6 separate regions of the Homo sapiens genome follow, and all the other regions are linked to region 6. Evidence: chromatin loops called from intact Hi-C (ENCODE). Cell type or tissue: endothelial cell of umbilical vein. All regions are shown on one strand. Region 1 has its middle 3.2 kb from the start of OR8B3. Region 2 overlaps SIAE (sialic acid acetylesterase). Region 3 overlaps SIAE (sialic acid acetylesterase). Region 4 holds the start of ESAM-AS1 (ESAM antisense RNA 1). Region 5 holds the start of NRGN-AS1 (NRGN antisense RNA 1). Region 6 has its middle 27 kb from the start of ROBO3.

Region 1 (4,000 bases), 440 kb before region 6:
TATTTATGGGATACAATGTGGTGTTTTGATAAATGTATACATCATGAAATTATTAAATTAAGATCATTAACACACCTATCAACTCACATACTGATTTTCTGTAGTGTAAACACTTAAAATCTACTCTCTTAGCAATTTTGAAATATATATTGCATTATTATTAACTATACTCTCCAGTCAGTGCAATAGATTCCAAAAACATATACCTCCTTTCTAATTAAAACTTTGCACCCTTTGACCAACATCTCATTCCCCTCACCCCCAGCCTCTGGTAACAACCATTTTGTTTTTTTTCTTTTTATTATACTTATTTATTTAAAAATATTTGAGACCAGGTCTCACTCTGTCACCCTGGCTGGAGTACAGTGGCACGATCTTGGCTCACGGAAGCCTTGGCCTCCTGGACTCGAGCAATCCTCTCACCTCTGCCTCCTGAGTAGCTGAGAGTACAGGCGCCTGCTATCACACCCAGCTAATCTTTTTTTATTTTTGTAGAGACAGGGTCTCACTGTTTTACAGGCTGGTCTCGAACTCCTGGGCTCAAACAATCCTCCCACCTTGGCCTCCCAAGGTGTAATCTCCCAAGGTGTAATCTCTCACACCTGGGATTACAGATGTGAGCCATCACACCCAGCGTAATTTTAAAATTTCTATAATTTTATAAGATAATATTCCAAAAATATATATATTCATAGTTATTAATGAAAATTTGTACTTTCTTTTGGAACATAAATTCTTTACATCAGGCTTTGTGCTAGAAATAGCTATTTGCAATGCTTTTTCCAGAATTTTTAATGAGTGTATCTCTAGTTTCTTTTACAGTCACTGTTTTAGTTCACATTGACCTGCTATAAGAGAATACCTAAGACTGGGTAATTTATACAGAATTTTCTTGGCTAATGATTCTAGAGGTTGGGAAATCCAAGATTGAGGTGTCAGCATCTTGCAAGAGCCTTCTTGCTGTATTATCACATAGGGGAAATGCAAAGAGACAGAGAGAGAGAGAGAGAGAGAGAGAGACTGGAGCTGAACTCATCCTTTTGTAAGAAACCCACTCTTGCTATAAAGGCATTAATTCACGAGGGGAGAACCCTCATGGCCTAATCACAATCACCTCTTACAGGTCTCGTCTCTTAATACTGCTACAATGGCAATTAAATTTCAAGATGCATTTGGGAGGGGACAAACAATCAAAACACAGCAATCATCATCAATGAGAAATTATATATGAAAAGTGGTAAGAGTTTTCAATAATTTGTACCACCATTTAAAACTTTGCTATTGAAATCAGATTTTAAAAATATAAGAGTTTTTTTCCTTTCATTGGCGTATTTAATGTTGAATCAGTTTGGAATCAATTTCACTTTTTATTTCAAATATTACAAAATAACAAAGAAGCTCTAATTTGCAGAAAGTGTATGCATTGTTAGAGTAACCACACTGCAACCAGCTTAGATGCCACCAAAAGGCTCCATCAGCTGCTGTAAGAGAATATATGGAGAGAAGTATCTGATCTGGGATACTTGGACAGAAGTATCTGATCTAGGGCTTCTGCTTGGAGCAGTGGCCCTAGGATTTCTGGCCTGGTCTCCCACCACCACAGAAGGCAGCACCTAAGGCTGAGCACTGTGCTTCTTGGGCACCCAAAACATAAGCTCCACCAGCAGCTCCATAGGCCTCTTGTCCACAATGGTCTCTGTCCTTCTCTCCATGTGACAGCTGTAGCTGGTGTCCAGGTGGTGAAGTGCCTCTTTGGTCAGGCTGTGAAATAGAACAGTGAGTACCTGACTTGGCCAACTGTTCTTGCATCTAGGCAAAGCATACCATCAGATACTCTCCACTCTTGCCCTCCTGACAGCATCTTTTTAGGCTCTGTAGCCTCTGTGCCTTTTGCATGTATTCTTATAGGGCTTCTACATGAATAAAACTTTCTTCCAATTAAAATTGTATTTATACAGCTGGTATAACAGAAGGATAACAAAGATGTACAACAGTACCCATATCTTCAAGAAAGTCACCAATTTGCAGATACAATACTTCCAAATATCCACAAGTTGGTTTTAAAAATGCTTCACATTCTGAAACAGTTCTTCAAATCTCGAATTATGTTAGTTTTTAAACCTACGTTTGAATGTTTAATCAATTCAGTTTTATGTAAATTATAGCTTTAATTTTAAAAATTGAAAATTTTTGCCAGGATGATGAAAAGAGTGGGCCTGTAAAATAAGTCTGTTGATTCACAGCAGAGCCAGGCATTTTGCTGACTTATCCTCCACCAGGGGGTGCTGGTGACACGGATATCATATTCAGACTGCACGGTGCATGCCAAACCTGCGACTCATATTTTACTTTTGTTTGTAGTCATGGATGCTGCAAATCTTTGTTTGTCTTTCGTAAAATGTGAAGTTTTTTAAAGATGTGCTCTTGAGCAAAACTTAGATCAAACCATTTTAAGCTATTTAATCAGGCATCTTAATGGATGTAGGCGAGAAAATGATAGAGGCAGACATGAGGCCTTCAGATTTCTGCATGGTAGAGTAAGAGCTTTAAACAAATCCATTACAATAAGGTAAGTTTACCTAATAAATGTATATAAATGATGCTTCTTTTTTTTTTTTTATTGATCATTCTTGGGTGTTTCTCGCAGATGGGGATTTGGCAGGGTCATAGGACAATAGTGGAGGGAAGGTCAGCAGATAAACAAGTGAACAAAGGTCCCTGGTTTTCCTAGGCAGAGGACCCTGCGGCCTTCCGCAGTGTTTGTGTCCCTGGGTACTTGAGATTAGGGAGTGGTGATGACTCTTAATGAGCATGCTGCCTTCAAGCGTCTGTTTAACAAAGCACATCTTGCACCGCCCTTAATCCATTTAACCCTGAGTGGACACAGCACATGTTTCAGAGAGCACAGGGTTTGGGGTAAGGTCATAGATCAACAGCATCCCAAGGCAGAAGAATTTTGCTTAGTACAGAACAAAATGGAGTCTCCCATGTCTACTTCTTTCTGCACAGACACAGCAACAATCTGATTTCTCTATCTTTTCCCCACATTTCCCCCTTTTCTATTGGACAAAACCGCCATCGTCATCATGGCCCATTCTCAATGAGCTGTTGGGTACACCTCCCAGACGGGGCGGCTGCCGGGCGGAGGGGCTCCTCACTTCTCGGACGGGGCGGCTGCCGGGCGGAGGGGCTCCTCACTTCTCAGACGGGGCGGCCGGGCAGAGACGCTCCTCACCTCCCAGATGGGGTCGCGGCCGGGCAGAGGCGCTCCTCACATCCCAGACGGGGCGGCGGGGCAGAGGCGCTCCCCACATCTCAGACGATGGGCGGCCGGGCAGAGACGATCCTCACTTCCCAGACGTGATGGCGGCCGGGAAGAGGCGCTCCTCACTTCCCAGACTGGGCAGCTGGGCAGAGGGGCTCCTCACATCCCAGACGATGGGCGGCCAGGCAGAGACGCTCTTCACTTCCCAGACGGGGTGGCGGCCGGGCAAAGGCTGCAATCTCGGCACTTTGGGAGGCCAAGGCAGGCGGCTGGGAGGTGGAGGTTGTAGCGAGCCGAGATCACGCCACTGCACTCCAGCCTGGGCAACATTGAGCACTGAGTGAGCGAGACTCCGTCTGCAATCCCGGCACCTCGGGAGGCCGAGGCTGGCAGATCACTCGTGGTTAGGAGCTGGAGACCAGCCCGGCCAACACAGCGAAACCCCGTCTCCACCAAAAAAATACAAAAACCAGTCAGGCGTGGCGGCGCGCGCCTGCAATCCCAGGCACTCGGCAGGCTGAGGCAGGAGAATCAGGCAGGGAGGTTGCAGTGAGCAGAGATGGCGGCAGCACAGTCCAGCTTCGGCTCGGCATCAGAGGGAGACCGTGGAAAGAGAGGGAGAGGGAGACCGTGGGGAGAGGGAGAGGGAGAGGGAGAGGGTGCTTCATTCTTATAGCAATTTTTTTAGTCAGATGTAAGTAAAGATCTTAACTGGTATAAATACGTTCTATAGCT
Region 2 (4,000 bases), 170 kb before region 6:
TGTTATCTCTGTCACCTAAATATTATTGGTAACTTAATTGTTAGCACCATGTAAATCCCACTTCTTATTTTTAAACCACAGCAGTTCTTTGGATTTCCAAATCAGCATCATTTACTGAGAGTGCCATTATTTGTACACAATGCTCCTTATTTCTAAGGTGACCCAGCACAAACAGAAAGCACTGAGAGTCCCTTGAATCCTTCACTTTCAGGACATCCTGCAAGTCACTGACGGCATTTAGATCCAACAGAGAAGCATGTCTCAATCAGCTGAAGCTTCCCTTTCGGTCTTTTAGTTTACCCAACAACATTCTTACCTTAAAAAGTCTTAAAACCCAAGAATTAGAAGCACTTACCTTACATCAATGCCTGGCATATAGTATTTTTAAATGTTTGCTGAATGGAAATGAATTTTGAAGAGACTGCATCAGGGTCTGGATCACTCGGGATTGGATCATCAGTTTTGTATACTGATAAAACCAACCAGACAATCCTTGCTTTCGGGGGCCAGTACAATTCCCACAAGCATCCCTGTCACATATATATGCTAGCCATTGCTCAAACCACCAATTTGTACCTGAACTCCACCTCCACCTCTGAGCAGCCTCCTCATCTGTCTCATTCGCACCTCCACATCACACAGCTATAGCGCTATCTGTAACATCCAGCCCTGAGCATGCCTTCCTTCATCCCATAACTTCTAGCTTTGCCTCCTCCACACCGGCTTCTATATCTTTATCTCTTCTAGACAGAGACTCACTCCTTTGTAATATCTCCCTGCTCATGAAAACTGCTAATTCTCACCTTCCTGAACATCCCCACAGCCACTCTATGAGGTCAAACCCTCATCATCTCTTGCTTGGATATCACAGCAGCCTGCCCACCACCTCTATCTTACTGATCTCCAATCCATCTTCCACAGTGCTGCCACAGCGAACTTTCTAAAATATCTATCATATTCTTTTGCTGTTTAAAAATCTGTCCGTTTAGAATAAAACATACACTCCTTAGCAATGACAAACAAGTCTCCCTGTCTTTCCAACCTATCTCCTGTCATCTGCCCAGTCACACACCCCCCAGTGTTCCAGACCAACCAACCTGCCTGGCATCTCTCCCATGGCCCAGGTACACTCAGGCCTCCATGCTTTTGCCAGGCTATTCTCACTACCCAGTGTGCCCTGCTCACCTCTCAAGATGAGCCTCAGACTACGTAATTATCCCTACTCTCTACAAAGCACTCCCATCGCACCTTGTTCTTCCTCACTGTGGCACTTATCACACTTAACGATAACTGCTTACTATCTTCCTGTCTAACCTGCATGCCTCATTAAGGAAGAGGACATATCTGTTTTACTCATCACTGTATCACCAGTACCTAGCACAGTATCGGGCACATAGTAGGCTCTCAATAGATATTTGAATGACTGACTAAATAATAATAGTAATAGTTACAATCATGACTGCTAAAACTGACTCTGCACTTGTGTGCCAGGCACTGTTACAAGTCTTTACCAGTGTTAATTCGTTTAATTCTCACAGTAATCCTGTAGGTATCATGACGATCTCCATTTCACATATAAACTGAGACATGGAGATGTTATATTACATGTCCAAGATTATTCAGCCGTATAAATGACAGAATCAGGGCCTGAAAGCAGTGACTTCCAGAGCCTTAGACTACCAATATGAAGTCTTACATTCTTACATTATGGCACTCTCAGTAAATGATGCTGACTTAGAAATCCAAAGAACTGCTGGTTCTAATATATTGGTTTAAAAATAAGAAATGGGATTTACATGGTGCTAGTCTTGGGTTTTAAGACTTTTTAAGGTAAGAAGGTAAGAAGGTTGTTGGGCAAGGACTACCAGAGTTCTTACCCTCTCCTCCATACTGCCTCTCCTCTATATATGATTCAGCTCAAATACCATCTTCTGTGGAAACCTTCCCTTACCACCCAGTCTGAGTTCAATGTTTCTCCTCTGTACCCCAAGACACCCCACATGTACCTTCATCATAGCATTCATCACGCTGTCCTATATAACTTGGTATCTATTCCCATTATTCTGTAAGTTCCTTGAGAACAGGAACTTTGACTCAGTCTTATTTTTGTTTGTATCCTCAGTGCCTAAGCACATGGCAAATATTCAAATAACTTTTATGGATGAATGGACAGACGGATGTAGGGACGGATGGATAATGTGAGCTACAGCATTAGCATTCATTTTCAGATAATCCAGCAGGTGGCAGAAGAGGGCAATAGCTGAACGGAAGATGGGCTGCCTTACCTTTCACACTGGTCACTTTCTTCATGATGGTTTCCTGACCTTGGCGCAGGGTCACGGTCACTGTGGCTCCAGGTGTACCGAAGCCCCATATCACTGCCCCAGCAGGCTCCTTCTGCAGCACCATATCATTATTGATGTATGAAGCAAAGCGAAAACCAATACCTAAAAAATTTAACAAACACTGAGGGAAGCATCATCGGAGAGATATAGCACCAACTGGATCAAGTGAAACAGCAAAGAACATACAGTCTTTATGCAAGAGAATTTTAACATACTAAGTCCCTTTAATCGTCTAAAACTGGCTCTTCTTCCTCCTAATTAGGCAAGCAACATAACAAGAACAGTTTCCAACAGTATGCATCATAGCACATGATGACCACTAAGGAAAATTCCCAGAGCCCAAGGCAACCAATGGACCATAGTCTTCCCTCTCCTTCAGAGCTCTTGATCTTTTTTTGCTCTTGGGCTTGGCCCTAACGCTGGGCTCTCTCCCGCAAAATCACTAAAATGCTCCTTTCATGCACCTATAGATGGTGTTTATGAGAAAAATAAACCACTTCCTTTCCCTACTTTCCATTACCACACCTGCTCCTAATGACTGGGAATAAAACAGCATGCCTCTCTCCAAACAGCCTTCCCTAATCTTTTTCCCCTTCTCTATCTCCCCTTTTCTATGCCACTAATGCCAATTTCCTTCAAATAATGCCCCTTATCATGGTTTTTTGACAACCCAGTGTACTGCATCAAAAATTCTAAATAAGCCCTTATAAATACTCATGACAAGTCAGCTTCCTTCTCAGGTAAATTCAAATAAATCAAGACACATAAATAAGGTCAGTGAGAGATAGAAGGTCAACATGTCTGAACAAAGGTCTTCTGTCACAATTTTACCCATTCCACAAGCTAAATTATACTAAAAGGACAAGAGAAAGCACACTAGAAACTGGATTCTATTCTAGAGAGTCACTAACAAGACTGAATAAGAACTCGCTTTAACGACATCATTCCTATTTTTAACATCCAGCCTATATAAAAGTATTTTATTAATACAAACATCCATCCAAATTATCTCAGCGTGTTCCTCATCAAAACTTAACAAGGAAAAAAATAAAACAAATTATATCCCAATTTATCTGAATAAAACAGACCCCAAACTACCTAAAATAATTAACAAAATTTAGATCTTTTTAAGCATTTTAAACAAAAATGATAGGCAGAAAAGAGAACCAGAATTAACAAGGCTGACATTTTCCTCCCTGGAAGCTACAAATGATGAGGGCCCCTTCGGCTATACTTAACAGGGCAGCACAGCTAATGGAGTCGCCTACACAGCTCCGTGGCCTATTTATCCTGCTCTTGGAATAACAGCCCAGTCCCTAAAAATCCTCAGCGCTCTCTTATGAGCTAGTGTGATCAAGAAACCTACATGACAATGAAAGATCACCCAGAAGGCCTACTGGGCTGGAGATGCACGGTTACCATGAGCAAAATGCTCTAAGAAAAGAATACAACGCCCCAGAATTGCATAAGCAGGTTGGCAGCCTGCTGGAGGGAAGGGGGAGGCACATGTGTGGGAGGGCCTTGTCTTGGGTAGGTGCTTCATATGGAACCAAAAAAAGGAAAACCACAGACATAAATAAGAGCTAAGTAGAGAGAGGGTGGGGGTAGGGGAATGGCTGCAGCTTGCACATTTGTGTGCAGTCAGTAGTCCATAG
Region 3 (4,000 bases), 190 kb before region 6:
AGAAAGTGACAAGTGCACTGGAGAAAAATATAATAGGGAAGGAGGAGAGAGTGTCAGAGTTGAATGAAGACTAGAAGGAGATGCGCAAAGAAGCTATGAGGATATCTGGGTATGTTAGGCGGATGACCCACAGGGAGCCGCATCCTTATACAATACTCTCCTCTTTGTGGTAGGGGGAACTCGTAATTTGATTCTAACCAATAGGCTATGGCAAAGGTAATGGGATATCACTCCTGTGATTATGTTGTATATGGCAAAAGTGAAGGGATTTTGCAGATGTTACAAGTAACGTCCCCAGTCAGCTGACTTCACATTGATCAAAAGGGAGAGTATCATGGTGAGCCTGACCTAATCAGGTGAGTCCTTTCAAAGAGGGTCTAGAAGCCAGGCCCCCTCCCCTGCTGGCCTTCAAGAAGTAAGCTGCCATGAGTTCTACAGCTTCAAGGAGGTGAATTCTGCCGACAACCACATGAACTTGGAGGAGAACTCCAAGCCTCAGATGAGACTCCAGCTCTGTCTGACACCTTCACTTCCACCCTCAGCAGAAGATCCAGCTAAGCCATGCACGCCCAGACTTCTCACCCATAGAAACTGAGATAATAAATGTGTGTTGTATTGTTTTAAGCTGCTAAATATGCAGTCATTTCTTACTCAGCAATAGAAAACTAAAACAGCAGGAAAAGAACTTTCCATGAAGAATGGAAAAGAAAATGGCAGGCCCCAGGACGGGAGTATGCCTAGCGTGCTTAAAGAAAAGTAAGGCAGCCAGTGTGGCTGGAGTGGCATATGCAAGGCAGAGAGAATTAGAAGGTGAGGTCGGCGGGTAATGTGGGCAGGGGGCACATCATGTATGGCCTTGCTGACCTCAGCACACGGGGACCCACTGGAGCCTTCCGACCCGACTTACACTTCAAAGAGTCACTTTGATATATTGAGAATATCCTACAGGAGGAGAAAAAAAGGTAAAAGCAGGAAGAAGACCAGTTAGGAGGCAATAATACAAGGGAGAGATGATGGTGGCTTAGACTAGCGCAGGAGGAGTAAAGGTAGTGAGAAGTGGTCAGATTCTGAATGCAGAGTGAGTTAACAGGATTTGTTTTCATCTAAACGGAAAGTTGATACACTCCTACTCCTGCAAAACACACAGGCTCCCAGAGAAAAAAATCTTTACTATTACTATGACACAGGCAGTCCAGCTATTTCTTCCTTCTTTTTCTGATGTTTACATCACCCTGTCCTTTGATTTAGATAGCATCTTATTCTTAGCTCCAGTTCCAGCCAATGAGAGGCATCAACCTATTATCTCTCTTTTACAAACCATGATCTAACTGTAAGTCAAACCACAAACTGGGAAGCAGTCTGGGCCAGCAACAACATTTTTTTTTGACTCCATTTCAAAATGTCTGACCCCATCAGAGGACTGCATTTTACACAGACTGTTCCACCCAGCCTTATTACTCACAGCCCAGAAAATACCTGACATCATCCCTATGAATGTGGCCAAATGCAACTTTGAATCGAGGATATTTTCTGCTCTCTGAGTTGCTCCAGAAAGATGAGAAAATCATCAGGAGTACACGGAGAGGTTGCAATAATAACAGAAAGGAGCCTTGGATATGATATGGAACCAATAGGCCATTTACAATTCTCTTATTAAAATTATCTTAGGCAAATCAGCTTTAACATAGGAAATGATAGAAGGTGCCACTGAAGCCTCACAGTAGAATCTCATGAAGACTAGAAAATGGGAATAAAAAATCTATTAAGTCACCCTACTTCTTCCACACCCAGAAGACAAAGTGGAACCATGTGCACCAGCCAGGGTCATAATGAAGATCACAGTAACAACGCCACAGGAAAGAGTCTGTGGTGAGAAAAAAAAAAAAAAAAAAAAACTAGCCTGAAGCTCAACAGGGAGCAATGCTAATAACAGTCCCTCAAGTCAAGGGAATTTTCTCAAAATGGCAGTTTGCTGAGAATTCTTGCAGCAATTCACTTTTTCATTGACTGCACTATTATATACTCGCCACATGGGGGCACCGGCGTACTCCACACCCACATGAAATTCCTGTTTTCCTAATCTGAGATACAGTGGGGCGCTAATCCGTCTCCCACAGTGGCTGGTAGAAATACTGCGGCTAATAAAGGCGTGGACCAGCCAAAGAATATAAAGCTGGCCACGCTCACAAATAACATGCTGCAGTTTGTGGTCTGTTCAACTGTTCCTCCAAATCCCTATTTAAAAACCACACTCCTTGGGACTCCAGCCCCTAGCCTCTTGCTGTTTCGCTCTCAGGCTCCAGGTGGCCTTTCTGCTAATAAGTCTGGGATACACGTGTCCAGCCCTGGTCTCTCCGTGGAACTCACATCCTCCATCTCTAGCTGTACTCTAGTCACTGCAACCATCATTTCAAACTTAGCACTTCTATGAAGCCAGTTCCTCTTTCCTTACAGACCAACTGTCCCTCCAGATCTTCTGATTTCTCTCATCAACAATATTCAACACTAACATTATCTGGTATGTTCCCGGCTTTCCATGGATGAACTCATTCAATATTTAAAATAACAAAGAGTTCAGTATCGTGTTCGAAATCACGTGGCTCAGGAGGTGTCACAGCTAGCATCTGAATGCACTTAGTCTAGCTCAGACTCAGTCTGAACCATGACGCTGTCATGCTGGGTATTTCCCTTTGAAGGGATATGTTTATATTTCCAGACTTCCACTAGTAACCAGCATGTTTTTGTTGGTGATAATAAAGTTAAAACCTGGAGGTTAAGGGACTTTCACTAAACTGTAAGGCATAAGTACAAGAATCAGGTCTTTCTGATTGCTATATTTCTTTTTTTTTTTTGAGACGGAGTTTCGCTCTTATTGCCCAGGCTGAGTGCAATGCTCACCACAATCTACGCCTCCTGGGTTCAAGCGATTCTCCTGCCTCAGCCTCCAGAGTAGCTGGGATTACAGGGATGCGCCACCACACCCGACTAATTTTGTATTTTTAGTAGAGACGGGGCTTCTCCATGTTGGTCAGGCTGGTCTCGAACTCCCGACCTCAGGTGATCCGCCCACCTCGGCCTCCCAGAGTGCTGGGATTACAAGCGTGAGCCACCAAGCCCGGCCTGATTGCTATATTTCTAGCACCTCACAAGATTCACAGCATATAATAAGCATTCAACACATACTTTTGGTTTGAGTTGGCTAAAGTCATACTCAAATCACCATGTGCACAGGCCAAGGGAGAAAAAAGTACTTCCAAAGCCCAAGTGTAGTTTCCACCAACAGGGATGCAGAACTGGTGACAGGAGCTGCTACTTTGAAAATAATGAGCAGAATAATCTTATTTCAAAGTCAGAACAAATGCAGGAAAGAAGAAAGAAAATAATCATAAAGGCATTTTAAGTGAGAAGGTCTATACAAATATTCAAAAGAAGGTACAGTGAAAAGGACAAGGTAGGGGAGTGGGGAGGATGGTGAGAAGTCATCTGTGGGGCGTGCGGAGGTGGTGTCTGGGACCATGGATGTCCCATTTACACAGGAAAGCCTACTCTGTTGTCATGTTTTAAGATGGGCATTGTTTTTATATCACCTTACTTGTTTGATTTCTTATGTTCTAGAAAAACCAGCACTACCACCGTGCTAAAAAGTGTAGTTCATATGAACATGTGGAGGCTAGGCAATTATGAACTTGGTCAAATATGTTTATTCTTTTTATGCAAGGCTGAAAGCAGAATCTTTCTGACTAGTTATCTCTAATTAAATGTATGGTTTCTCTTGCTATCTTTTTTCATTCACATGTTAAGCCACTATTTAACGAGTGCCAATCAACTACATACGTACTAGGGATGTTAAGTGTGACCCAGGAAAATGTAGTCATGTAGGCAACCTCATGCAAATAAAAAGGGGAAGTAGAGAGAAAGGGGGCATCTAACTAATCTGGATAGTCACAGAAGGCTTCCTAACTAATATGTAGGCTGTCTGGGACCTAAAGGATGATTAAAG
Region 4 (4,000 bases), 79 kb before region 6:
GGTCCTCTTCACCAGAACAGTTCTTCGTTCCTGCGCATTGTCTCATCTCCCAATTGCGGTGTTTAGAAAGGTGACATAATAGTGGGAGGAGGGACATGTAAATAGGAGGTATGTATATATGCAACTCAGACTGCTGGGGTGGATCCAGGTTTGTAAGACCTGAAACTTACACAATGGGGAAGGCATCTTGGAGGAAAAAAATATTAAAAATGTATTTTAAAAGTATCAAATGAGGCTGGGCACGTTGCCTCATGCCTGTGAGCACTTTGGGAGGCTGAGGCAGGTGGATTGCTTGAGTCCAAGAGTTCAAGACCAGCCTGGGCAATACGGTGAAACACAGTCTCTACAAAAAATACAAAAATTAGCCTGGCATGGTGGCGTGTGCTTGTAGTCCCAGCTACTCAGGGGGCTGAGGTGGAAGGATTACTTGAGCAGGAGCGGTAGAGGCTGTAGTGAGCGAAGACTGCACCATTGCATTCCAGCCTGGGCAACAAGAGTAAGACCCCTGTCTCAAAAAAATCCAGCTGACTTCCTTGAACACAGTTTTCAGGGGTTCTGAACATTGTTTCATTCTCTTCTGGGGTAAATCTGTATTTGGATGTAAGCCCGGTGTCAAAACAGATGGGTGGGAGATTGTGGGAGGAGATGGCCCCTTGGCTCTCAAGGTGGTATACAGGGGGGCAAGGTGACAGATGAGAATCATTTGGGAAGAGAAGTGGCCTGTGACTTGACAGTATTCAAAGCAGAGAATGTGAAAACAGAAATATGCTAACTTTTTTTTTTTTTTTTTTTTTTGAGACAGAGTCTTACTCCGTCGCCCAGGCTGAAGTGCAGTGGCTGGATTTTGGCTCACTGCAACCTCCACCTTGTGGATTCAAGCAATTCTCTTGCCTCAGCCTCCCAAGTAGCTGGGATTACAGGCGGGTGCCACCATGTCCGACTAATTTTTGTGTTTTTAGCAGAGACGGGGGTTTCACCATATTGGCCAGGCTGCTCTCGAACTCTTGGCCTCAAGTGATGTGCCCACCTCGGCCTCCCAAAGTGCTGGGATTACAGGTATGAGTCACTGAGTCAGGCCAGAAATATGCTAACTTTTATAAGTCGTGTGTGTTACTTCCCCTAAGCGTTTCCCAGTCCTCAACTTCCATTCTTCCCCTCCTCCTCTCCTCCCTCATAACCAAGTAAAATGCCTCTCACACTTTTACAGTATTTTGTGTGCTGGATTTTTAGGGAAAGCCGGCAAAAGATAATTGTTTGGGAAGTCTCCAATATCAGAACAAAAACTGAACTGGTGAAGACTTCTGCTTTTCCCTGAAACTCCTTCCCCGGCCCCCATTCCCTCTCCACCCCTCCCACCGCTACCAGCTCTTTGCTTACAACCCCCTCTGGGCGCAACTTGCCGCTGGCTGACAGGCGTTCTTCCCTCACCTGATCCTCCTTTTCTTTCTGTTTGAAGAACCACATCACAAAGGGCACCTCCCATGGCTGGGATGAAGACACCTCCCCGTGCAAGGTGTACCACGCTGGAAGCACCACTTCCCCTCCCTCCACCGCCTGCAACCGGTTGGCGGGCAAGTGCAGTTGCAGCTGGGCCCGCGAGGGGGGCGCTGGAGACAAGAGCGAGGCGTGAGTGCCCAGGACCGGCTCCCAGCTCCGCCCGCGGACCCTGCCCTACGCGGCTTCACCAGAGAGCGAGGAAAGTCGCTTTAACTGGAAAGAGGAACCTTGCGGGGTCCGGCCCCTGGAGGCCTCAAGGGGTGCCCAGGGACCACTGGCTCAGTGTCCTGCTTCCCATTTCATCACGACTTCTCTCCACCGCCAGCCTCTGCAGTTGTAGCGGGGATGGGGACACATTTATATGCATTTATTCGTATCCAGAGGCGCAGATTTCTGAGCATCAAAGAGAGGGGGCAGATTTCCAGCGAGGAGGGGAAGATATGAGAAGAAAGGGTGGACCGACTGTTTCTGTCGTACGCGCCACGTAGCCCACTTGCTTCCCTAGTTTTCCTGAGGGAGAGTAGGGATGCTGCTCCGGGCCGCCAGGGTCCCTCACTCCCGAGTTCTCAAAGGGCGGAGGGGTTTGGGAGGCCGTCTGGTTACCTATTAACCCTGCGGCTCCTTCTGAGCTTGCCAGGAGCTGGAGAGAGCAGAGCAGCCCAGCGCCCAAGCCTGACCCAGTGAATGCGATGCTCCCCGCCCTCCCGCGCAATCTCAGAGGCGGGCTTCCCTCGGAAAACGGAGGGTTGAAACCCAGAAAGCTCCTCGGAGCCCTTCTGGGGTTCGGGCGATCTGGGCAGAGAACTCTCGGGTGGCAAGGAATTAAGGGCAGCGCGAACGACGGTCTCTAGACAAGTATGAAGCCTCCCCTGAGTGTGTCCGGCGCTCAGGGGGTGGACCGGGGTGTTGGTTTCAAGGAGGGGGCCATCGTTTGCACCACGGCGTCCAGAAATACTCATCCTTTGCCCTTCGGGGAGGCAACAGAGCAGCCAACTGGTAAGCCCTTTGGGGAATAACCTTGGGCTTGCACACGGCCAGGCCTGAGGATGATCGCCGCTCCAGTCCCGGGCCCTACTCCCTCCAGGCCTCGGCCCTCTGCCTCGGAGCGGAAGACGCCACCTCCGCGTGGCGAGCAGGCGGCCAACGCCGCGGGAAGAGGCCGCAGCCAGGCCCCGCTCTCCACCCTCGCCCTAGGAGAGCCAGGCTGAAGGCCTCTAAGGGCTGGGAGCCGATCCGGCCAGGATGCAAGCCTCCCCCACCGCTTCCCGGCTGCGCCGTACAGAACCCCCACCTCTGTTACTTGGCCTTCGCAGCATCCCCCTTCCCATTTCCTGGAGGATCTCTGTGGTCTGGGCAGGAAATTTGTACCCAGTGATAAGGCAGAAGACAATGAAGGGGGGGCCACTAGACCGGAGGCTCTACGGGAGGAAACAATCCCCGCCTCAAGGAGCTGGACGCCCCCTGGGGACCCGGCCCGCTGGCCATTCCGCTGAGGCCGGGCACGCCTGGAGCCTGCAGGTGCTGCCGGCTCTCCCCCAGCCTTTCTACGACACACACCCGGCGGCCAGAAAGGGTTTCCGCCGGGAAACTGCCTGGGGCCCAGAAGGGGCGCGCCCTTCCTTCACCTTGTGGACCACCAGCGACCTCCCCAGGTCCCACATTTATAATTCCACTTTCCAGAAGGTAGAGGAGAGTTAAAAGAGATAGTAACGGACACACTGGGGTCTGGGCACATGCTCCTTGCCCTTCGCCCTGTCAGAAACTAGGAACAGAAGAGGGCCTGAGGCTTTTCTGCTCTCCCTCCTGGGTGTCTGCTGGCTCGGAAGTCACCAACTGGTCCGTTTTTTTCGGTCCCAGGGTCCACGGAGCCACTGGGAGAGAAAAGGAGTCTGGTTGGGTCTGATCGAAGGACACTGGGACAGCCCAAGAAAGGGACCCTTCCGGCCCACAGCCCTCTCCGAGGCCAGAGTGAGGGAGCCGGCAGGGGCCGAAGGAGAGCGAAATGGGCCCGCTCCCCGGGGCTATTTTTAGTCTCCCTCTTTCTCTGAGAAACTCCCCCCGCGGGCTTCTCACGCCCCAGGGGCAGCAGCACTGAGCCGCCGAGGAGCCTACTGAGCCGGAGAGCCTCCTCCAGAGCCCAGAAGAGCGGAGCCGGGCGCCTGCACGTTGCACCGGGGTCACCAGTGCCATTTAACCCTCGAGTGGCTGGCGGGAACTGGGCAACCCCCCAGGGGGACCGATTGGAACTTTTGAGTCCAGGTCTTCAGTCTGACAAACTGAGGCTCAAAGCTGGGGTAGGACAAAGGGTTGCAGATGAGCAGCAGGTGAAGCCTGGGACACTCAGGCAGTCAACTTGAACTGTCCTCCCTGGCTTCAGAGATTCCCCCAGCCCCCACCCCCCACAAGGAAGGGGGATAGAGTTGGGGTGGAATGCAGAAGGAACAGAGCTGAAGTTGAAGTTGGGAAAGGCGGGATGAGAAGTCTGAGGGATCCTGGAGCAGGC
Region 5 (4,000 bases), 91 kb before region 6:
GGAAAGGGCTTCTTGCTCCTGCAGGTCTTTTCATTTTCTTTTCTTTTTCTTTTTTTTCTTGGAGTGAAGCCTTTTCTTTATCACTTCATCCAAATCATCTCCTATCTCCTGTGTTTGAGTTCATCCTTGGGCAGTGGAAAATGAAGAGTCAATGGGAAAACAATCTCTGGGCCTCTAGCCTTAGGTCGGGGGAGGCTGGCTCACTGACTAGTATCCCCATCCTCTCCCTAATTCCAGCTGTGAGCTTTCTGCATTTCTACTGGGGAGAGGGCTGGCGGACTGAGGCTTCTCCATCCTCTCCACGGAAAACCCTGGACTCAGACTGGGTCCTTCTGAGCTGGAGGTACCCTCTGAGAGCAGGGGGACAGGCGGCCACTCCAGGAGTGCCTGCTGCTGTTTTCCTTGCCCCTCCAAACCCACCCTCCAATCAGCTCTGCAGACCCCTAACTCGGTGCTGGTGATGGGCCTGGCTCTCCCGCACCCAATCCTGCCTGCACTTCTCTTTCCTGAATTGAGACATGACTGTCCACCTGGCCCTGAACCTTCTTCGCCTGTCGCTGCCCATGCCCCAGTGAGTGTCCCTGCCATAGCCCTGCTCCAGGCTCGACACCCCTCTCTGTACCTCCCACCCCCGCGTCGCCATAGTCCCTGTCCCTCAGGGCTCTATTCCTACCCCACTCCCGCGGATCAAGACCCAGTGACCCCACAAGAACCCCCCTGCTTCGCCCCCAGGAGAACGCCTGCTCCAAGCCGGACGACGACATTCTAGACATCCCGCTGGACGATCCCGGCGCCAACGCGGCCGCCGCCAAAATCCAGGCGAGTTTTCGGGGCCACATGGCGCGGAAGAAGATAAAGAGCGGAGAGCGCGGCCGGAAGGGCCCGGGCCCTGGGGGGCCTGGCGGAGCTGGGGTGGCCCGGGGAGGCGCGGGCGGCGGCCCCAGCGGAGACTAGGCCAGGTGAGGCGGGCGGCGCGCGGCTGGCTGACAGCTGCCCTTCCCCAGCCCTCCCCAGGAGCAGGGGGAGAATAAGGGCGGGTTGGAGGTGCAGGGGGCGTGGAGGGAGCTAAGGGTTGGGGGATAGAAATCCGAGATGGGAGGTGGGTGGGAAGAGGCTGAAGGTTGCGCGGATTCCAGGAGCTCACCTGTTTCTCCCTCTGCATCCTCCCTTCTGCCCCGCCCTGGACCGAAGAAGAACTGAGCATTTTCAAAGGTAATGAACACGGCCCCTAGGCGGCGGGGTGGGACCCGTGAGTGGGAGAAAAGGATCGAATCCCCAGCCCTTCCCTCTGCCCACCCTCACCCCTCCCAGCCGGGGAAAATGCACCCTGCCCCTGCGGGTTTTCTGATACATCCAGACGCCCGAGGCTGCGACGGGGACATACCTGGACCAAGACATGCGCAGCCACCCCATTTGGCTGCACAAGCCCGGCCAAGGGGCAGAAATACATCGCGGCGCGCACACGTACCTGCCGCGGGGCTCATTTCAGCGCTTTGACTCGGGGTGGGGGTTCTGGGTGACTGGGGCCCTCTGGCACTCACCGCCCAAAGAATCCTGGTACTGAAAGGGGGAAGGGTGGGGGGAAGAGGAAGTAGCAGAAGAGGGCAGGTTCTCAGACCTTTTCTCTCCTCAGTTCCCGAGGAGAGATGGATGCCGCGTCCCCTTCGCAGCGACGAGACTTCCCTGCCGTGTTTGTGACCCCCTCCTGCCCAGCAACCTGCCAGCTACAGGAGCCCCCTGCGTCCCAGAGACTCCCTCACCCAGGCAGGCTCCGTCGCGGAGTCGCTGAGTCCGTGCCCTTTTAGTTAGTTCTGCAGTCTAGTATGGTCCCCATTTGCCCTTCCACTCCACCCCACCCTAAACCATGCGCTCCCAATCTTCCTTCTTTTGCTTCTCGCCCACCTCTTCCCGCACCCAGCATGCAGCTCTGCCTCCGCAGCCTCAGTGCGCTTTCCTGCGCGCACTGCGGAGGGCGCCCTAAGCGTCACCCAAGCACACTCACTTAAAGAAAAAACGAGTTCTTTCGTTCTGTGCGCAGCTAAAAGGGGCGCCCTACATCTCCGTGCCACTCCCGCCCCAGCCTAGCCCCAAGACTTTGGATCCGGGGCGAGATGAAGGGAAGAGGGTTGTTTTGGTTTCGGACGACCCTTGCTCTGACCGGAAGAGAAGTCCCTATCCCACACCTGCCTGTCACGTTCCCTCCCCTTTCCCCAGCGCACTGTTGAGGGCAGCCTCTCCAGCTCTCTTGTTTATGCAAACGCCGAGCGCCTGGGAGGCTCGGTAGGAGGAGTCTTCCACGGCCCCGCCCCGCCCCTGTCGGTCCCGCCCTCCCCCCCGCCGGGCTCCTGGGGCTGTGGCCGAAAGGTTTCTGATCTCCGTGTGTGCATGTGACTGTGCTGGGTTGGAATGTGAACAATAAAGAGGAATGTCCAAGTGTTCAGAGGGTGCCGGGGGAGGGAGTTTGGGTGCACAAGGCCTCCGCTTGCAACTTGAACAAGCCTCCTTGGGCCAAACCAGAAACCAACAATCGGGGGCTGGTGGGGTGAAGTGGAGGGGCACCTAGGTTGAAACCCACCCCTTTGACCCGACCAAACTTCCTGCCTACCTTTTCTCGGACTTCAAGCCCATTCCTTCTCTTACTGTTAATACTCTGAGCCGCCTAGAGGAATTCGCCATACCAGCAGAAAGAAGAAGGAGACAGTATGGTACCCACAGACTTTAATTATTGATATTCCCCCTCACCGCCCTCAGGGATCGGGAGAAGTCACACGACCATAGGGAGCTTGGACTTGGTGGTCGTCACGGTGCTGGCAGACGAGGGTCTTTCCAGGAACCCCTTGCTAGAATCAGCCCTCATACAAGTGTGCTCAGAGATCCCAGGAGCGATGGCATCCTCCCTGATGGGTATAGGCAAGTTCTGAGTGAACAGTAGAAGCCTCCTGCGGAGGAGGGCCGTCCTCTAACCTGGGGACTCTTAAATTTCACTGTGCTTGAGAATAATCTGCGGAACTTTGGTTAAAATGAAATTTCTGGGCCTCATCACTCCCCAACGCACAACTACAGGAAGGCTAGAAGTGGCCTGAATCTGAATGTATAACTAGTTCCCGGTGATTTCTGTCCAGGTAATCTGAGGACTCCACCTGGAGAAATGTTGCTCTGATCCCTATCCTAGACCCTGACTGGCAGCTAAAGTGGATGACAGAGGCAGTTTCCCCTCCCCTTTCCTGATTTCCTCCACAGAAGAATTGAACTCAGCTGACTGCTCAGGACAAATCCATTTCCTGGCATCTACAAGCCACTACTACTCCCAGGTGGTTAAAATATATGAAAATACCTTCGGAACAGAAAAGTAAACTTTATTAAATATGAGGAGGGGCAGGGCAGTCCTGCAAACAGCTTCCCTGCCACAGCTTGTGGACCAGCCACTCCACCCTGTACCGCTTGCCTGTACCCTCAAATACACAGGTTACACTGCTGCCACCAGCAAATTCCACGGCTGAACAACACCTCCTGCCCCTAAACACACTGAATGATGTCGGAGTTTGAGGGTTGCAGGCACCCGCTTTTAACTCAAGCCCTTTCCTCCCTCCTTGCGCCACCCCCCAGCCCTCCTGCTCACCGAAGGTCACTACCCCCATATGTCTCCTTGGGCTTCTTCCCCCTCTCTTTCTGGAACCTGACCAGGCAGAACGCAGCAACTGACAGCAACAGCACGCCCAGGAGCACCCCAATCAGAGCTCCGGCCACTCGGCCTTGGGAGGGTTCTAAGGAGATACAGGACCCTCACTCAGAATTGCAGGCTTTCCTCGGCCCACCAGCCGACAGCTTCCCCAACACAAGGCTGCTGGCCTGGCCTCCACCCAGCATCCCTACCGGTCACAGAGAGGGTCAGCTCACAGGATGCACTGCCCATCTGGTTGGTGGCCACACAGCGGTAGGTGCCCGAGGAGGTCAGGGAGAGGTTGGTGAGAATGAGCTGGCCAGACACCTCATCTAGAGG
Region 6 (4,000 bases):
TTAGTAGTGATGGAGTTTTGCCATGTTGGCCAGGCTGGTCTTGAACTCTTGATCTAAGGTGATCCGCCAACCTTGACCTCCCAAAGTGCTGAGATTACAGTCATGAGCCACCGCGCCCGTCCTGCATTCTTGCTGTGTGTGTGTAACCCTTGCTATAGTTATATAATTTAGGTTGAATTTAATTTATACGTTGACTATGATCTGAGGGTCAAGATCATTTGGGATAAAGGAGAGATCAACTACATGTCCGTATACTGCAAGTTAGAATTTAGTTAAGAAGGCCCTGAGTAGATTCCAGAATTATAATAAAGCTTTCATTTTTAGTTTGAGGAAACTTCAATATGGGCGACAGAACAAAGAACTCGGGTGGTAGGAATTAAGTTGGTAGGAATTAAGAGGGTGCCTGCCAGACGGGCTGGAAGTGAAGGAAGCCATGTGCCTGCAAAGCTGTTTAGGGCTGCCATGTGTTTATGCCCTGGCAGAAACCTCTGGTTAGAAGTTAGATCGCTTACATTTTTCTTAAGTAACCCATTTTGTTACATCCATATGTTTTCCCTCTTTCCAGAAGGAAAAAAAAGTATCAGCGAGCCCTTCCTCACGGATCAGGAAGCTCAAGGGATTACTCAAGTACATTGGCGGCAGTTACAAAGATATTTTCTTTTTTTTTTTTTTTTTTTTTGAGACGGGGTCTCGCTCTGTTGCCCGGACTGGAGTGCAGTGGCGCGATCTCGGCTCACTGCAAAGCTCCGCCTCCCGGGTTCACGCCATTCTCCTGCCTCAGCCTGCCAAGTAGCTGGGACTACAGGCGCCCGCCACGACACCCGGCTAATTTTTTGTATTTTTAGTAGAGACGGGGTTTCACCGTGTTAGCCAGGATGGTCTCGATTTCCTGACCTCGTGATCCACCCGCCTCGGCCTCCCAAAGTGCTGGGATTACAGGCGTGAGCCACCGCGGCCTACAAAGATATTTTCAAGCATTGTTCTCCCTACCCCAAATTTCTGAGTCATTTAAGTAGAGAAACAGCTCTTTTGCCCTGGCTCATATATGAAAAAAGTAGAATTCAGGCCAGGCTTCAAGTCTAGGGATGATTCTCATTAATGAGGTTAGGTCTGCCACCTGGTGGTGAGAAATAAAATGCCACTTGATTTTCTCATCTGATCTGTCCATATACCACACTTAAAAATTCCACTTTGCAAATCCATCCTTAACCTCTGACTCGGGTTGTGCTTGCCGCCAGCCAAAAGTTCCCAACTGATGACAACGGCACCGACACCTTGGGGAGAATTTTTAGGCAACCATCTGGAACTCATTCCCTATGAACACATTTGAAGTGTTTTAGAACACTGGTAGGTGGTTCTACAACACTTCAAATGTGACTTAAGGTAGATTTTAGGAGAACAAGGTTCTCCTAAAGAGGAAAGATAGCACTAATTCATTCATTAGTACACAAACTATTGTGTAAAAAAAAACTATGCTCTTCAATTTGTAAACAAATGTGTAAGACAATGCCCCGCTCCATCAGTGACAAAGAGATGGGAGTGGATAACCAAGTTAGGCTGGGAAAATAAGAGTAATTCTTGCTTCCCGTTGAAAGGCTGAGGAGAGTGCAGAATCATCTGAAGCCATTAGGGGGAGTGCTAAGTCTTCAGAAACACACACACACACACACACACACACACACACTCGAATACTAGAATATGAATTCTGGAATATGTCCACAATTATTTGGGGATTTGGCCTATGGATCCCTCACAGAGGGTGAAGATACCCAAGTACCCTGGAGAGCTTCAGCTTCCAGTAACCTCCTCCAGCACTGAAGACTTCAGCTCCTTCCTTTTTTCACCTGCCCCTATTTTCCTTTCCTTGTAGGCCAGTACTCTCAAAGTGTGGCCCCCAGTATCACCACTGTCACCACCTGGGAAACTTTCAGAAATGCAATATCTCTGCCCGTACCCCAGATCAAAGGAATCAGAAACTGTAGGGCAGGGTTAATAAGGCCTCCAGGTGATTTTCATGCAAGCTGTGAATCTCTAGTCCAGGGGTGTCCAATCTTTCGGCTTCCCTGCCACATTGGAAGAAGAATTGTCTTGGGCCACACATAAAATACACTAGCTAAAAAATTTTTTTTTTTGCAAAAAACCTCATCATGTTTTAAGAACATATATGAATTTGTGTTGGGCCGCATTCAAAGGTGTTCTGGTCTGCATGCGGCCCATGGGCCGTGGGTTGCACAAGCTTGCTCTAGTCTTAGGGTGATCCTCTGGGCACAGACCAGGGAGACTTGTCGGAGTGGGAGCTAAGGGGAGAAGCAATGGGTCCTAGAAGCCAATCTAGTTACCCAGTCCAGCCCAGAGTGTTAGAGGGAGCAGAGAACAGCCACAAAGGGAGGTGGCAGAGGTTTTTGCCAACTGAGCACCAGCTTTGTGGACACTGACCCTCCAATCACCCTTGGTCACAAGATCTTCAGATGGGAGACTCAGTCTTCAATTAAAGCGACACTAGAGAAGAATCCCTACAGTACCCAGAGCAAATAAGATAAATAGGGCTGTGTCCACCCCACCTGGGTGCAGCTCCAGCTCTTTTCACTCCCTTCCAGATCCGCGGAAAGCACCCCTGACACGCATATATTTGTGGATGGGATACCTGGATTGAGAGCGAACTCCATCAACCCCCCGAGACACTGCACCCTGCTCCCTCCTCTGCTGGAGGAACTGCCACTTTCTAAAGGAAAATACTATTTAATGTGCAGAATTACAGTACACACAATACTTATAGTATGGCAAGTATTAGTCCTTGGTATTTTTTCCGCCACCTTTTCCCATCTCCCCATCCTGTATGCCTGTGCCTCCTTACCTTTCTAGCACAAAACAGGCACTTAAAAAATAGTGCAGAATGAACAGCTGAAGCTTGCTTCTACTATCTTCCATATTTTTCTCTGGCTGCTGTCAAAAAGCGCCAGCTCAGAGCCAGGGTGGCCGACTTTGTCACAGTCTCTGCTGGAAAACGACATTTTTTAGGGGGAAAATCATAAGCCAATGCAGACATGTCCCTGCCCCCTATTCCTTCTCCCTGCACGTGGGCACACAATGGGCGGCCGGCAGAGGTGGGGGAGTGAGGAGCACAGGCTCCGTGTGTCCAAAGTCCCGGGTCACCTCGGCCTGGAATCCATCTAACTCAGCTGCAAACCAGAAGACGCGGCCTGGGAGGGGCGTAGAGCCCTCCCCCACCTCCCCGGGCTGGGTGACTGTCAGGCCGCATCTGCTCCAAATTTATGGCTCCTCCTCGGGCCGCCGCCGGCCTCTCCACGGCCTCTTTACCAACTGCAGCCCCAGCTGAGACCCCTCCCGCGGGGAGGGAGGGAACACGAAGCGCGGCCGGGGCTGGGGGCGGGGAGCAGGTGTGAAGCGGGGTGGCAGCGGCGCGCGGTCACCCTCCACCGCGCCGCGGAGACCCGGCGTCACCCCCACGCGCACACAATGGCGCGGGGGCCAGGCCGAGGACGGCCCATTAGCGGCTGATGGAGGAGGCGGGAGCCCGGCGGGCCGCCTAATCCCCGCACGCGGACACCTGGGTGGGAGCGCGGGCGAGTGGAGGGCGCGCCTGCACGCAGGATCCCGGGCTGGGCAACGGCCTAGACCGCCTCTCGCCAAACCTCCCACGCCAGCGCCAGTCCGACGAACAGGAGCTGGTCCAGCGAACAATAAAAGGCCCCGGGGCTGGGGAGGGATGGAAGCGCCCTTGGAGCGCGCAGGCTACGGGCGCCCCCGGCAGCGCCCCCGCGCCTTCCCCTCCCGCCCCGCGGCCGCTGATTGCCTATTGTGCGTCCCCTCTGCGGCCGCCCGCGCGATGCACTCTGCGAGCTGGCCCCTTCGTTTCTAAATGAGCAGCCAGCGCCGCAGACACGTGCCAAGGGAAGGGTAGTTCACTGCGTGGGGCGGGGGGACATGCAATAAGACAAGAGACCGCACGGAAATAGCTCCGTGCCCGTCTGCTGCACTG

What was found. Hi-C counts contacts between places; a loop is a spot of excess contacts. Peaks named below come from ENCODE experiments on the same cell type or tissue, not always from the same donor. Only the 100,000 strongest peaks of a DNase experiment are listed, where the experiment ranks them.
Region 1: a loop joins it to region 6, with 5 times the contacts of the local background. A loop is called at or near these places in 18 of 110 quality-filtered maps.
Region 2: a loop joins it to region 6, with 17 times the contacts of the local background. A loop is called at or near these places in 102 of 110 quality-filtered maps.
Region 3: a loop joins it to region 6, with 12 times the contacts of the local background. A loop is called at or near these places in 59 of 110 quality-filtered maps.
Region 4: a loop joins it to region 6, with 7 times the contacts of the local background. A loop is called at or near these places in 68 of 110 quality-filtered maps.
Region 5: it touches region 6 in a loop (10-fold over the local background); 18 of 110 quality-filtered maps call a loop at or near these places.

Annotation. Positions count from the first base shown.
Region 1 is chr11:124,400,230-124,404,229 of GRCh38, forward strand. It overlaps a transcript of OR8B3 not described here. Among named protein-coding and RNA genes, the nearest start is that of OR8B3, 3.2 kb to the left of the region's middle. In endothelial cell of umbilical vein, a CTCF peak has its summit at 2,271 (motif pointing right); a DNase peak (open chromatin) is centred at 2,312.
Region 2 is chr11:124,667,075-124,671,074 of GRCh38, forward strand. It overlaps SIAE (sialic acid acetylesterase), which reads right to left. Exons shown (of 10, transcript NM_170601.5): 2 at 2,286-2,447. Among named protein-coding and RNA genes, the nearest start is that of SIAE, 4.7 kb to the right of the region's middle. In endothelial cell of umbilical vein, a CTCF peak has its summit at 2,238 (motif pointing right); a DNase peak (open chromatin) is centred at 2,247.
Region 3 is chr11:124,642,480-124,646,479 of GRCh38, forward strand. The region is part of intron 7 of SIAE (sialic acid acetylesterase); the gene reads right to left. Among named protein-coding and RNA genes, the nearest start is that of TBRG1, 22 kb to the left of the region's middle. In endothelial cell of umbilical vein, a CTCF peak has its summit at 2,054 (motif pointing right); DNase peaks (open chromatin) are centred at 1,342, 2,072 and 2,612; H3K27ac peaks cover 1,285 bases.
Region 4 is chr11:124,756,921-124,760,920 of GRCh38, forward strand. It overlaps ESAM (endothelial cell adhesion molecule), which reads right to left. Exons shown (of 7, transcript NM_138961.3): 2 at 1,429-1,607. ESAM-AS1 (ESAM antisense RNA 1) reads left to right here and starts at 2,214. Exons shown (of 2, transcript NR_120577.1): 1 at 2,214-2,493. RefSeq lists enhancers at 1,308-1,467, 2,961-3,030. In endothelial cell of umbilical vein, a CTCF peak has its summit at 1,590; DNase peaks (open chromatin) are centred at 1,631, 2,861 and 3,621; H3K4me3 peaks cover 2,472 bases; H3K27ac peaks cover 3,366 bases.
Region 5 is chr11:124,744,771-124,748,770 of GRCh38, forward strand. NRGN (neurogranin) reads left to right here. Exons shown (of 4, transcript NM_006176.3): 2 at 733-959; 3 at 1,195-1,212; 4 at 1,634-2,440. The coding sequence ends at 954. VSIG2 (V-set and immunoglobulin domain containing 2) reads right to left here. Exons shown (of 7, transcript NM_014312.5): 5 at 3,874-3,993; 6 at 3,620-3,764; 7 at 2,704-2,897. The coding sequence ends at 2,765. It overlaps NRGN-AS1 (NRGN antisense RNA 1), which reads right to left and starts at 2,195. Exons shown (of 4, transcript NR_197587.1): 1 at 2,003-2,195; 2 at 1,469-1,560; 3 at 1,145-1,228; 4 at 1-125. RefSeq lists enhancers at 607-1,140, 1,675-2,208 and a silencer at 2,175-2,434. In endothelial cell of umbilical vein, CTCF peaks have their summits at 1,214 and 1,970; DNase peaks (open chromatin) are centred at 2,031, 2,241, 3,231 and 3,961; H3K4me3 peaks cover 1,093 bases; H3K27ac peaks cover 1,933 bases.
Region 6 is chr11:124,836,043-124,840,042 of GRCh38, forward strand. No RefSeq gene overlaps it. Among named protein-coding and RNA genes, the nearest start is that of ROBO3, 27 kb to the right of the region's middle. In endothelial cell of umbilical vein, CTCF peaks have their summits at 1,113 (motif pointing left) and 1,666; DNase peaks (open chromatin) are centred at 559, 1,119 and 1,599; H3K4me3 peaks cover 947 bases; H3K27ac peaks cover 1,121 bases; H3K27me3 peaks cover 1,532 bases.